Linked DNA regions of Homo sapiens: region 1 is linked to region 2. A link is a contact called in ENCODE Hi-C or POLR2A ChIA-PET data. All regions are on one chromosome and are shown on one strand. The core of a region is the stretch at or near the end of the contact, and the rest is flanking DNA. Distances in the headings are between cores, read along the strand shown. Region 1 overlaps TRIM33 (tripartite motif containing 33). Region 2 has its middle 160 kb from the start of TRIM33.

Region 1 (5,346 bases), core at 1,900-4,399, 140 kb after region 2:
AAATTTGAGAGAAAGTCACACTTAGCATATTTGTACCACAAAAAATCTAAAGGAAGTCTGTCAGGATGACAGGAAATAAAACCAGACTATATAAATGTAACAATCATGACTATAACAATACAAAAGATAGAAATGGAGCTACAGTGGAACAAAGTTGCTATATTTTAACAAAATGAAGGTAGTATTGTCCTGAAGTGAATTGTGGTGTTAAAGATATATCATAATTAGCCGCCCCATCCAGCAGGGAGGTGGGGGGCAGCCCCCGCCCGGCCAGCTGCCCCGTCCGGGAGGGAGGAAGGGGGCGCCTCCACCCGGCCGCCGCCCCATCCGGAAGGTGGGGGCGCCTCTGCCCGGCCGCCCCTGCTGGGAAGTGAGGAGCCCCTCTGCCCGGCCGCCACCCCGTCTGGGAGGTGTACCCAACAGCTCATTGAGAACAGGCCATGATGATGATGGCGGTTTTGTGGAATAGAAAAGGGGGAAATGTGGGGAAAGATAGAGAAATCAGATCGTTGCTGTGTCTGTGTAGAAAGAAGTAGACATAGGAGACTCCATTTTTGTTCTGTACTAAGAAAGATTCTTCTGCCTTGGGATGCTGTTGATCTATGACCTTGCCCCCAACCCTGTGCTCTCTGAAACATGTGCTGTGTCCACTCAGGGTTAAATGGATTAAGGGCGGTGCAAGATGTGCTTTGTTAAACAGATGCTTGAAGGCAGTATGCTCCTTAAGAGTCATCACCACTCCCTGATCTCAAGTACCCAGGGACACAAACACTTCGGAAGGCCGCAGGGTCCTCTGCCTAGGAAAACCAGAGACCTTTGTTCACTTGTTTATCTGCTGACCTTCCTCCACTATTGTCCTATGACCCTGCCAAATCCCCCTCTGCGAGAAACACCCAAGAATGATCAATTTAAAAAAAAAAAAAAAAAAAGAAGTGAAAAGGCCCTGCCCCGCCTTAAAAAAAAAAAAAAAGAGAGATATCATAATTGCAAGAGTTAAAACTAAAACAAAAACTAAAAGAAAATTTTAAGGTACACTAAAAATATTGGTAAACATAGAAGTCTCAGTAAAGAAGGAAAAGAACAAAAATGACACACGGAAAACAACTAGCAAAATGGCATACCTAAATCCAACTATATCACTGAGTAAACACTCCAATGAAAAGAAGAGATTGTCAAACTGGATAAAAAGTAAAATCCAACTATATATCCTCTGAAAGAAACATTTTTAGATTCAAATACATAAATAGGGATAAAGTAAAAGGAGAGGAGAAGATAAAATCATGAATAAATAGGGATAAAGTAAAAGGAGAGGAGAAGATAAAATCATGAAAGCTGTTGCCATAAGACAGCTGGAGTAGTCACACTAACATCAGAAAAAAAAAGATTCTTGGAGTCCGGAGTTTGAGACCAGTCTGGCCAACATGGTGAAACCCTGTCTCTACTAAAAATACAAAAATTAGCCAGGTGTGGTGGCGCATGCCTGTAATCCCAGCTACTCGGGAGGCTGAGACAGGAGAATAGCTTGAACCCCAGGAGACGGAGGTTGCAATGAGCCAAGATCACGCCACTGCACTGCAGCCTGGGCAACAGAGTAAGACTCTGTCTCCAAAAAAGAAAGAAGAAAAAAAGATTCTCAAAGCATATTACTAAGTAAAATGAAGCATTTTATATGTTAAAGAATCAATACATCAGATACATGTAACAATTATAAATGTAAATGAACCAAACACAAAATTAAAACCATAGGCCAGATGTGGTGGCTCACGCCTGTAATCCTAGCACTTTGGGAAGCCAAGGTGGTGGATCACGAGGTCAGGGGTTCAAGACCAGCCTGGCCAAGATGGTGAAACCCCATCTCTACTAAAACTATAAAAATTAGTTGGGTGCGGTGGCACACGCCTATAATCCCAGCTACTCAGGAGGCTGAGCCAGGAGAATCGCCTGAATCTGGGTGGCAGAGGTTGCAGTGAGCTGAGATTGCGCCACTGCACTCCAGCCTGGGCAACAGAGTGAGACACTGTCCGAAAAAAAACCCAAGAAAAACAAAAAAAAAGAAAAAAAACTATATATATATGTGTGTGTGTGTGTGTGTGTGTATATATATGTGTGTATATATATATATATGTGTGTATATATATATTTTTTTATATTGGTTTTTTCCTCCCCATGGGATACAGCTGAAAGAGTGCTTAAACATTTATTTTTTCTTTTGAGATGGAGTCTCACTCTATCGCCCAGGCTGGAGGGCAGTGGCGTGATCGCACCTCACTGCAACCTCCGCCTACCCAGTTCAAGTGATTCTCCTGCCTCAGCCCCCTAGTAGCTGAGGTTACAGATGTGCGCCACCATGCCCAGCTAATATTTTTGTATTTTTAGTAGAGATGGGGTTTCACCATGTTGGCGCGGCTGGTCTTGAACTCCTGACTTCAGGTGATCTGCCCACCTCGGCCTCCCAAAGAGCTGGGATTACAGGCCATTAGTCCAACAAAACTTTCTGCCATGACAAAATGTTCTATATCTGCACTGTCTAATATGGCAGCCATCAGCCACACATGATTACTGAATACCTGAAATGTGACAACAGTGACTAAGGAAGTAAATCATCAATTTCATTTACGCTTAATTTTGTCACATATGGCCATTAGGTACCACATTTAACACCATGAACTTAGAGAGAAATGTATAGCTTCAAAGACATATATTAGAAAGGAAAAAAACATCTAAAAGCAATCATCTCAACATGCCCCTCATTAAGCTCGAAAAAGAAGACCAAATGAAAACATTACATAGGACGAAATAAAGATCAGAGTAGCTATGAATAGGGAAGAAAGGGGAACGAAACTCAAAGCTGGTTCTTTGAAAACAACTGATAAACAATTACCTAGATGGGAAAATGAGTGCAGGGAGGGAGATGGGGGGAGATAGAGAAGACAGATTGGTATTGATCTAAAAAGAAAAGAGAGCACATTGTGCCAAAACCAAAAATGAAATATAAGACTTAACAAGAGATCCTGCCAAAATGTTACTGATATGGTTTGGATTTGTGTCCCCACCCAAATCTCATGTTGAATTGTAATCTCCAATGTTGGAGGAGGGCCCCGGTGGGAGGTGATTGGATCACGGGGGCAGATTTCCCCTTTGCTGTTCTCATTATAGTAACTGAGTTCTCATGAGATCTGGTTGTTTGAAAGTCTGCAGCACTTCCCCCTTCACTCTCTCTTCCTCCTGTCAGCCGTATGAAGATGTGCTTAACTTCCCTTTCACTTTCTGCCATGATTGTTTCTTAAGGCCTCCCCAGAAGCAGAAGCCTGCACAGCAGGAAGAACCAGAGAAACCTCTTTTGTTTGTAAATTACCTAGTCTCAGGTATGTCTTTATAGCAGTGTCAGAATGGACTAATAGAACTATGAACCTCTTATGCCAAGTTAGACCACTAAAACAAAATGGGTCAAATTCTTTAAAAATACAAATTACCAGCTAGGTAATCCCAGCACTTTGGGAGGCTGAGATGGGAGGATCACTTGAGACCAGGTGTTCGAGACCAGCCTGGGTAACACAGTGGGACCCTGTCTCTACAAAAATAATTTTTTAATTAGCTAGGTGCGATGGTGCACACTTGTAGTCCCAGCTACTCAGGAAGCTGAGGCAAGAGGACTGCTTGAGCCTATGAGATGAAGGCTGCAGAGAGCTGCGATCACACCACTGCACCCCAGCCTGGGCTACAAAGCAAGACCCTGTCTTGAAAAAAAAAATTTTTACCAAACTGACTCAAGAAGACATAGAAAAACTCAATCTGAATACTAGATCAGTAATTTAAAATCTACAAAAAGGAAAGTCCAGACCCAGTTGGGTTTTTTTTTTTTCTTTTTGAGATGGAGTCTCTGTCTGTGGCCCAGGCTGGAGTGCAGTGGCATGATCTCACTGCAACCTCTGCCTCCTGGGTTCAAGTGATTCTCCTGCCTCAGCCTCCCGAGTAGCTGCAACTACAGGCACCCACCACCACGCTCAGCTAATTTTTTGTATTTTTAGTAGAGACGGGGTTTCGCCATGTTGCCCAGGCTGGTTTCAAACTCCTGAGCTCAGGCAATCCACCCGCCTCAGCCTCCCAAAGTGCTGGGATTACAGTGTGAGCCACCGTGCCCGGCCCCAGTTGGTTTTAATGGTGAATTCTCTCAAGGAAGAAATAATACAAACCTCAAACAAACTCTTTAGAAAATAGAGAAGAAAAAACATATTTCAAGAGGCCAATATCACCCTGTTACCAAAGACATAAGACAAAGACATCACAGATAAAATATTACTAGAAAACTACAGACTGAGGAGTAGAGGAGTATTAGAAGAGGAGATGAAAACGATGCCCAAATTTCTGGTTTAGGAAACCGGAACAATGAGATGACTGTTACAGTTTGTAAGTGGAGGTTTGGAAACTACAATTAGTTCAAGTTTAGAGACAGTAAATTTGAGACACATCTGGGTCACTCAAGAAAAGATGTTAAGCAGGCAGTTGTGCTAAATAAAAATGTACATAACTGAGTTTGCAAAAAGATGTTTTATTTTGAAATAATGGTCTGCCAGACAAAATTCAAGGAGCTCTTAAGAGCTTGTTAGTGTGTTGTTTCAAATTTTATAATAAAGATGAGATAGTCAGCATTTCATACTTTGGAAACTTACAGACTTAAATGAGTTATTTTATATTCTTTTATACTGTTTGAAACTCTAACCATGCCCACGTTTTACTTTTTCTAAATAATTTTTTAATTGAACTGGTAAAAAAATAAAAAAAACTTGGCTAACTAACCATCAAGACTCTGACCTGCAAATTGTTTCATTTGCAAGAATTATACTGGTCATCCTTTTCATCTTTAAAAATGTGTGTTTAGGCTGGGCATGGTGGCTCACACCTGTAATCCCAGTACTTTGGGAGGCTGAGGCGGGTGGATCACCTGAGGTCAGGAGTTCGAGACCAGCCTGGTCAACATGGTGAAACCCCATCTCTATTAAAAATACAAAAATTAGGCTGGGCATGGTAGCTCACTCCTGTAATCCTAGCACTTTGGGAGGCCGAGGCAGACAGATTGCCTGAGCTCAGGAGTTCGAAACCAGCCTGGGCAACACAGTGAAACCCTGTCTCTACTAAAAATAAAGAAAAATTAGCCAGGCATGGCAGTGTGCACCAGTAGTCCCAGTTACTCAGGAGGCTGAGGCAGGACAATTGCTTGATCCCAGGAGGTGGAGGTTGCAGTGAGCCCACATCGCACCACTGCACTCCAGCCTGGATGACAGAGTGAGACTACACCTCCAAAAATAAAAATAAGAAATACAAAAATGCACAAAAAAATAGCCAGGC
Region 2 (5,834 bases), core at 759-3,258:
ATTTTCACATTATTGAAATTATTCTCATTGGCAATAATTTTTTTCATTTAAATTCTAAGATGCTTCATCATCAGCTTTTGGCCCATGGATTCTACCAGTTACAGCATCTGCAACTGGGAATTTTCGTAACCATTTTTTCTCCAATCAAATTTTGTAAATTTGGTCAAGTAGATTTATTCTGTTTTACTCAGTGACAAATTTTATCCAGTGTAGTTTCCATCACTGACAGTTTCATTTAGTGATATTTAGAATGAATTGAATACACCCTGAGAACTTGCATCTATTTGTATTTCTCATGGGTTAACCCATGAGAAAACTGTGAATGGTTTTATGATATAGAGAGAAGCAGAGATGGGAGAGACATGGGCGGGAAGGGGAAGGGAGGAAAGGAGAAGGGAGGGGAAGTCGAGTGAGACCCAGAGGTAGGGAGGGGAAGCCACCCTCTGTCCCGTCTTTAATCACCAAGGATTTAACCACCAGCATCAGGGGGTCTCTGCTTGGACACTTAGTAGAGTTGCATCTCTGGGTTCCCATGAGGCTGAAAGGGTAGAGAATCTTGTTCAGGCAGGGAGTTGTGAGCCAAGCCCACCTGCCCCTTGGGCCAGAGCCTGCAGTTGCTGATGGGACCCGCCAGAGCTCTCTGGTCTCTGACCCAGCACCCAGCAATGTCCCACAACTGGCGGCCCCATTAGTCTGGGCCTCCAAGCAAGCACAGCACAGAGCAGAGTGAGGCACATGGAATGTTTATAGGAAATAAACCACGACTGGTTTAACATGAGCCACTGGAATATGGGGGCTATTTATTAAGGCAGCATAACCTACCTATTTCAACTGACATCGAGAGCTGTGTAGTTTTGCACAAGTCTTTAACCTCTCTGATTACCAGTTTTCTCATGTAGAAAACAGAGAAAACAGTACTTAACTTGCTTGTTGTGAGAATTTATTAAATTTAGGCTGGGCGTGGTGGCTCACACCGTAATCCCAGCACTTTGGGAGGCCAAGGGGGGTGGATCACTTGAGGTCAGGAGTTAGAGACCAGCCTGGGCAACATGGCGAAACCCCATCTCTACAAAAAATACAAAAAAAAAAAAAATAGCCATGGGGCATGGGGGCACGTGCTTATAATCTCAGTTACTCAGGAGGCTGAGGCAAGAAAATCGCTTGAACCCAGGAGGTGGAGGCTGAGTGAGCCGAGATCGCGCCACTGCACTCCAGCCTGGGCAACAGAGTGAGACTCCGACTCAAAAACAAAAACAAAAACAAAAACAAAAAAGAGAGAGAGATAATTTATTGAATTTAAAGTGCCCAGTGTCTAGTAGACCGTAAATAAGAGCTTTTTAAATTAATAGTACAGCTTAGTATGAATTTTAATCCGGCTTAATTCAGAAATCAGCTGTCTTGTTTTCTTTTCTTTAATGTCTTAGGATTCCGCCTACTCTAAGGCAGGAAGGCACACGTGTATGCCCCTCACCTCCAGGGTGTTTAAAGACCCAGCTCTCCCCTGCCTGTAGTAATGGGGAACACATTTTTGGATGCCATAGAGTTGCGCTCGGGTTTTCTGGGCCATCAAGACCTATTGTGAAAGCAATAGGAGACCAGCGTTCTTGGTGGGAGGTTCTGGGGAAAGGACAGGGAGAGGGAATGGAGACAGATGTTGAGCTACTGGATGAGGCCTGTACAGGATGAGCCTGGGCCTCAGAGCAAGCACAACACAAAGCAGAGTGATGGACTGAGACGCTTGTGGGGAGTAAACCAGGGCTGGCGTACTGTGATTCTGACCCCTGGAAAGTTGCCTGCGAAGGGCACCGCATTGCCAGAAGAGCCAAGTGAGCCGATCAAGGGAAAGGCCTCTGCCAGGAGCCTTCCCCCGAGAGACCGCTTTTCCTCCCACCGCAGGGTCGGCTTGCATGACAGGCCTGCGCTCCGCTGGCTCCAGCGCCTCCGAAGTCACCTGCCCTGCAGTGGGGGCGCGCACCCAGACCCTCCCCTGGGATCCCATCCTCCCCTCCATCCCCCTTCCCTCCTGGCCCAGGGCCCCCGGGAGTGACGGCGAGAGGGGGAAAAGCTCTGGGAAAGGAGGGCCGGGCCAGCCCAGGGGAACACAGGGCCGTCTTCACCCTCCACGCCCTTCCTTCCTTCTCCACCTCCTTCTTCCAGATTCCTCTCCAGGCACTGATAGAATAGACCGAAAGAACGACGGGTTTGACTTGTTTAGCAAATGCTTTTGATACCCCTGAAACACAGAGAAACGTGTGCCTTGGCAGTAAGGGATTATTGCACGTTTTAACTTAGCAGGACTGAATCAGGCAGAAAGAAACCTAATCACCGGTCTCCAAAATCGGCCCAAACCTCTGGCGGCCGCGTCACTCGGCTCCACCAGTCTGTGCCGCCTGCAAGCGCCCCTAGCGGCCTCGCAGCCATCGCGCCTCAGCAGCGCCGTGGCGTCCTGTTCGGCAGTGTCCATTAGAGGGCGCCAGCGCGCCTCAGAAGAGGGACCGTGACGCTAGCCCTCGCGGGTGCAGCCCGGAATTGCAAGAAGGCTGCGGAAGGCTGTGCCAGCAACTTGCACGACAGCACCTTGCTTCTAGAGCATGAGTTTACCTGAACATGCAGCTCAGGGATTGTTTTCAGATTGAAACCATCGCACATTCCCTGTGGCAGGCAGCCCCTCTCCGAGGATAACAATCATGACGGTAATCATGGTCATGATCGTCTTTGCAATGGCCCCTTGCCCTGAGGGTCTTCTGGCCCAGGACCCTCCGGTCCTGGCTGCTCAGGACAGGTGATTACCTTTTGAGGGCCTGAGCTAGTATTCTCCCTCAGGTATTTGCAAAACTTTAATTCCAGTGTCTTGTAATTGTCTAGCTTTTGAAGATTCTCAGAACCATCTCATTAAGATCTCACAGAAATTGAGCTCTCCAACTCCAATCCCACAGCTTTTTGCCTCCCGAAATTTGCTGTGTGTGTGTGTGTGTGTGTGTGTGTGTGTGTGTGTGTGTCAGAGAGAGAGAGAGCACGCACCTCCCAAGTTCTTTGCTTACTGGCTCGCTGATACCTCGCAGACCAATATTCACACTGCCTTTCTTTGACACTTTCCTTACTAAACTGTACCAGCCACACAACATTTACACGCGGATGGGTATGGACAGCACCAGATCTCTTCCGGACAGCACCAGATCCCTTCCCCACAGCACCAGATCCCTTCCCCACAGCACCAGATCCCTTCCCCACAGCACTGGGGTCCCAGCAGATGTAGGACTAGGCTTGATGGCAAGCACTTCAGACCAGCGTCTGGAGATGTATGTTCTGGGCCTGGGCCTGCCACCACCTATGAAACCCTAGGCAGGGCACTAGCCCTGGGTGCCTCCCCTGAGGAGGCGACTGACCATATCTCTGAGGTTTCGTGAAGCTCTAATGCTTCTGGACTGTGATTGTACAGAAAGCAGAAGGGCCATTGCCAAGAAGAAGGCATCATGTGCTGTGTTGGGTGTGAGCATTGCCGTGGACGGGCAACCCCTGGGCACTGAGCTTCCACCCAAACCAGCCCTGAGCTCCATCCCACTCCTCTCCCCATCATGACCTGCAGACCCCATCTCAGGAGCTGCATTCTCCAAGCCCCAAACTGAGAGGTGTGGTCTGATGATTTCTTAAGGGAATGTCATCTTTGAATGACCTGCCTTAGGAACCCCAAAGCAGCGTCTGCAGGCAGCCACTCAGCCTCAGGCCCTGAATACGTTCCCGATTCTGCCCTGCTCTGCCAGTTCTATTAATATTACATTAGCCTCCTCTCTCCACAGGGCCTCATACCGTGGGGGAGCTCCCAGCTTCCTTTGTTTGACTTCTCCCCAGATGCCACACCTGATGACTTGGAAATATAATAAATGAATCCATTGTAATTATCAAATAATTACAAAATGGTGTTTTTACTAAAGAACTAGAGAAGACCCTATGGAATTTCTGGGAAGCTCTACCTAATAATAGACTCCCCACTAAAGGAAAGAGTACGTATTTCAAGATCCAATATTATTTGTATTTTACTGGTATATGTGGTGTGGTTCAAAGACTTTAGTCAGTTGGCTTTCAAATTTGCTCATTTATTATTTTTTTCTGACAACCATAACCACTCTAATGTGTTGCATTCACATAACATCTTTCATCTGCCATCTCAAATGTTTTTCCTCTCAGCTTCCTGAGTGCTCTTTGTCAAAACTGCTTTGGTTCTCTTTGTCCTTCAGGGATGGTTCCCCTGTGCCTACACCTGAGACGTGTCTCTCCTGAAAACTCAGGATGAAGGCGGACTTGAAGGAGGAGGCTCAGAGCCTGAAGGGCTGGGGGCTGGGCAGAGGCAGACACATGGCAAGGTGGGAGGATGGGTTGAGCAGACACGAGGCCTGTTGGCCAGTCTTCAGCAGGCTCCCAGGCTCCTGAGGGAAACGTTCGGGTGTCCTCAGGCCATGCCTAACTGCCCTGAGTGGGAGGCCCATCTTGTGGGCTGGGCACCGAGTGTCCCCACCAGGCTGAACAAAGACAGCCTGAGCACAGGAATCCTGGCCAAACAGGGATCTTCGTGGCCACCATTCCACAGGTGTTGCCAACTGTAGGAACAGTGCCTGCTCTCTGCCCCTGGGTCCAACCATTCTGAAGCTGCCCGGTCCTGACTTGCAACAACCTAAGATTTTTGGTGGCACAGGAGAGGTGATAGGTTTCAGTTAAGCTACTTGGGTTGCAAGGAGCATAGAGAGTTACAGACTAACCCAGGACCATAACGTTCCAAGCCCTGGAGCTGGGATGGGAGGAGTGGCTCTTGGGACCAGCCAAGCACTCCACCGTGCTCAGCGGCCGGCCTCAGCCCTGAATGTCTACTCCGTTCCTCAAACTAAGACTCGCTGCTGCTTCTTTTACTCTCCCTTATTTACCTTTTCTCTGTCCTATAGCTTCTGCCTCTAGATAGTTTCTACCTCCTTGTAACTTTAGCCTTCCAAGACCCTCACTCAACTTCTTGGTCTTGCCCTACAGCAGGATCCTTCAGCTGAAGTCCCCATGCTGCGTGATTTTCTCCATATTCACAAATTCCAATGCCCATCTTAGACCAAACAGCCTCAGGCCCCCAGGGACAAATGTGGGGTGACCTGACAAAGCCAGGTTTATTGACTTGTTGCAGTGAAAGAGCCACACACCAGAGGAACCATGAGGCATCTCACCAAATGTAGGAGATTGATTATTATACATTGTTGGGGAAGGTGGTGTTTACGTGACATTTAAATGATCAGTGTCTTACTAGGCTCACAGCAAGGCAAAGCTGAATGTGAAGGGGCAATGTCAGGTCTGGAATGCAAAGTGAATCCAAGGACCTCTGACCTTGGAATCTAAAGTTGGGATATATGTAAAATGTTGTGTCCAGAAACCCCTTACCTGAGGCTCTGCACATGGACTGTAAATTAAGGCTACTTCCCTGTGTCAATGACTGAGATCCTCTAAGCAACAGAGAGGTGTTTTATTCTTACTGATGTAATTTCAAACAGTGAAATTTCTGATAGTCTATATTTTAGAGGACAAAGTTTCTCAGTGAGTGAGAAAACAGTAGTCACTCAAAGAAGACAGTTACGACATTTTACAGCTGCACTGTGTCCTTGAGGAAAATAATGTTTTCTGTGAACTTTGCAGCTCACTTTATCCATGTCATTATTCCGGCACGATAGTCGGCCGGCAGATTCTTTCTTTCTTATGTTCAAAAAGAGCATCTGCTTGGCCCAGCCTATCTTTGCAGGCTGCTTCCCAGCTCAGGCACAGGGTGTCCTCGGGTTCCGCTTTCCCCCAGCCCAGGTCTCATCAGT

What was found. A loop is a pair of places that touch in the nucleus more often than their neighbours do. ChIA-PET counts read pairs that join two places held with the same protein, here RNA polymerase II (POLR2A). Pooled maps may share reads with other maps.
Region 1: a loop to region 2 is called in a pooled map, with 2.8 times the contacts of the local background. The contact joins two enhancer-like sites. A Hi-C loop is called at or near these places in 1 of 168 maps with a recorded cell type or tissue (mesothelial cell of epicardium) and 2 of 50 pooled maps. POLR2A ChIA-PET finds 5 or more read pairs at or near these places in 2 of 52 experiments (activated CD4-positive, alpha-beta T cell and naive thymus-derived CD4-positive, alpha-beta T cell).

What each region holds. Positions count from the first base shown.
Region 1 is chr1:114,479,567-114,484,912 of GRCh38, forward strand. All of the region lies in intron 1 of TRIM33 (tripartite motif containing 33), which reads right to left. Among named protein-coding and RNA genes, the nearest start is that of TRIM33, 29 kb to the right of the region's middle. RefSeq lists an enhancer at 3,268-3,337. Within about 2 kb of position 3,150, at least 5 of the 41 ENCODE cell types and tissues checked have a DNase peak (open chromatin) inside an H3K27ac peak, as active enhancers do.
Region 2 is chr1:114,344,248-114,350,081 of GRCh38, forward strand. No RefSeq gene overlaps it. Among named protein-coding and RNA genes, the nearest start is that of TRIM33, 160 kb to the right of the region's middle. RefSeq lists enhancers at 1,399-1,899, 4,464-4,964. Within about 2 kb of position 2,009, at least 21 of the 41 ENCODE cell types and tissues checked have a DNase peak (open chromatin) inside an H3K27ac peak, as active enhancers do.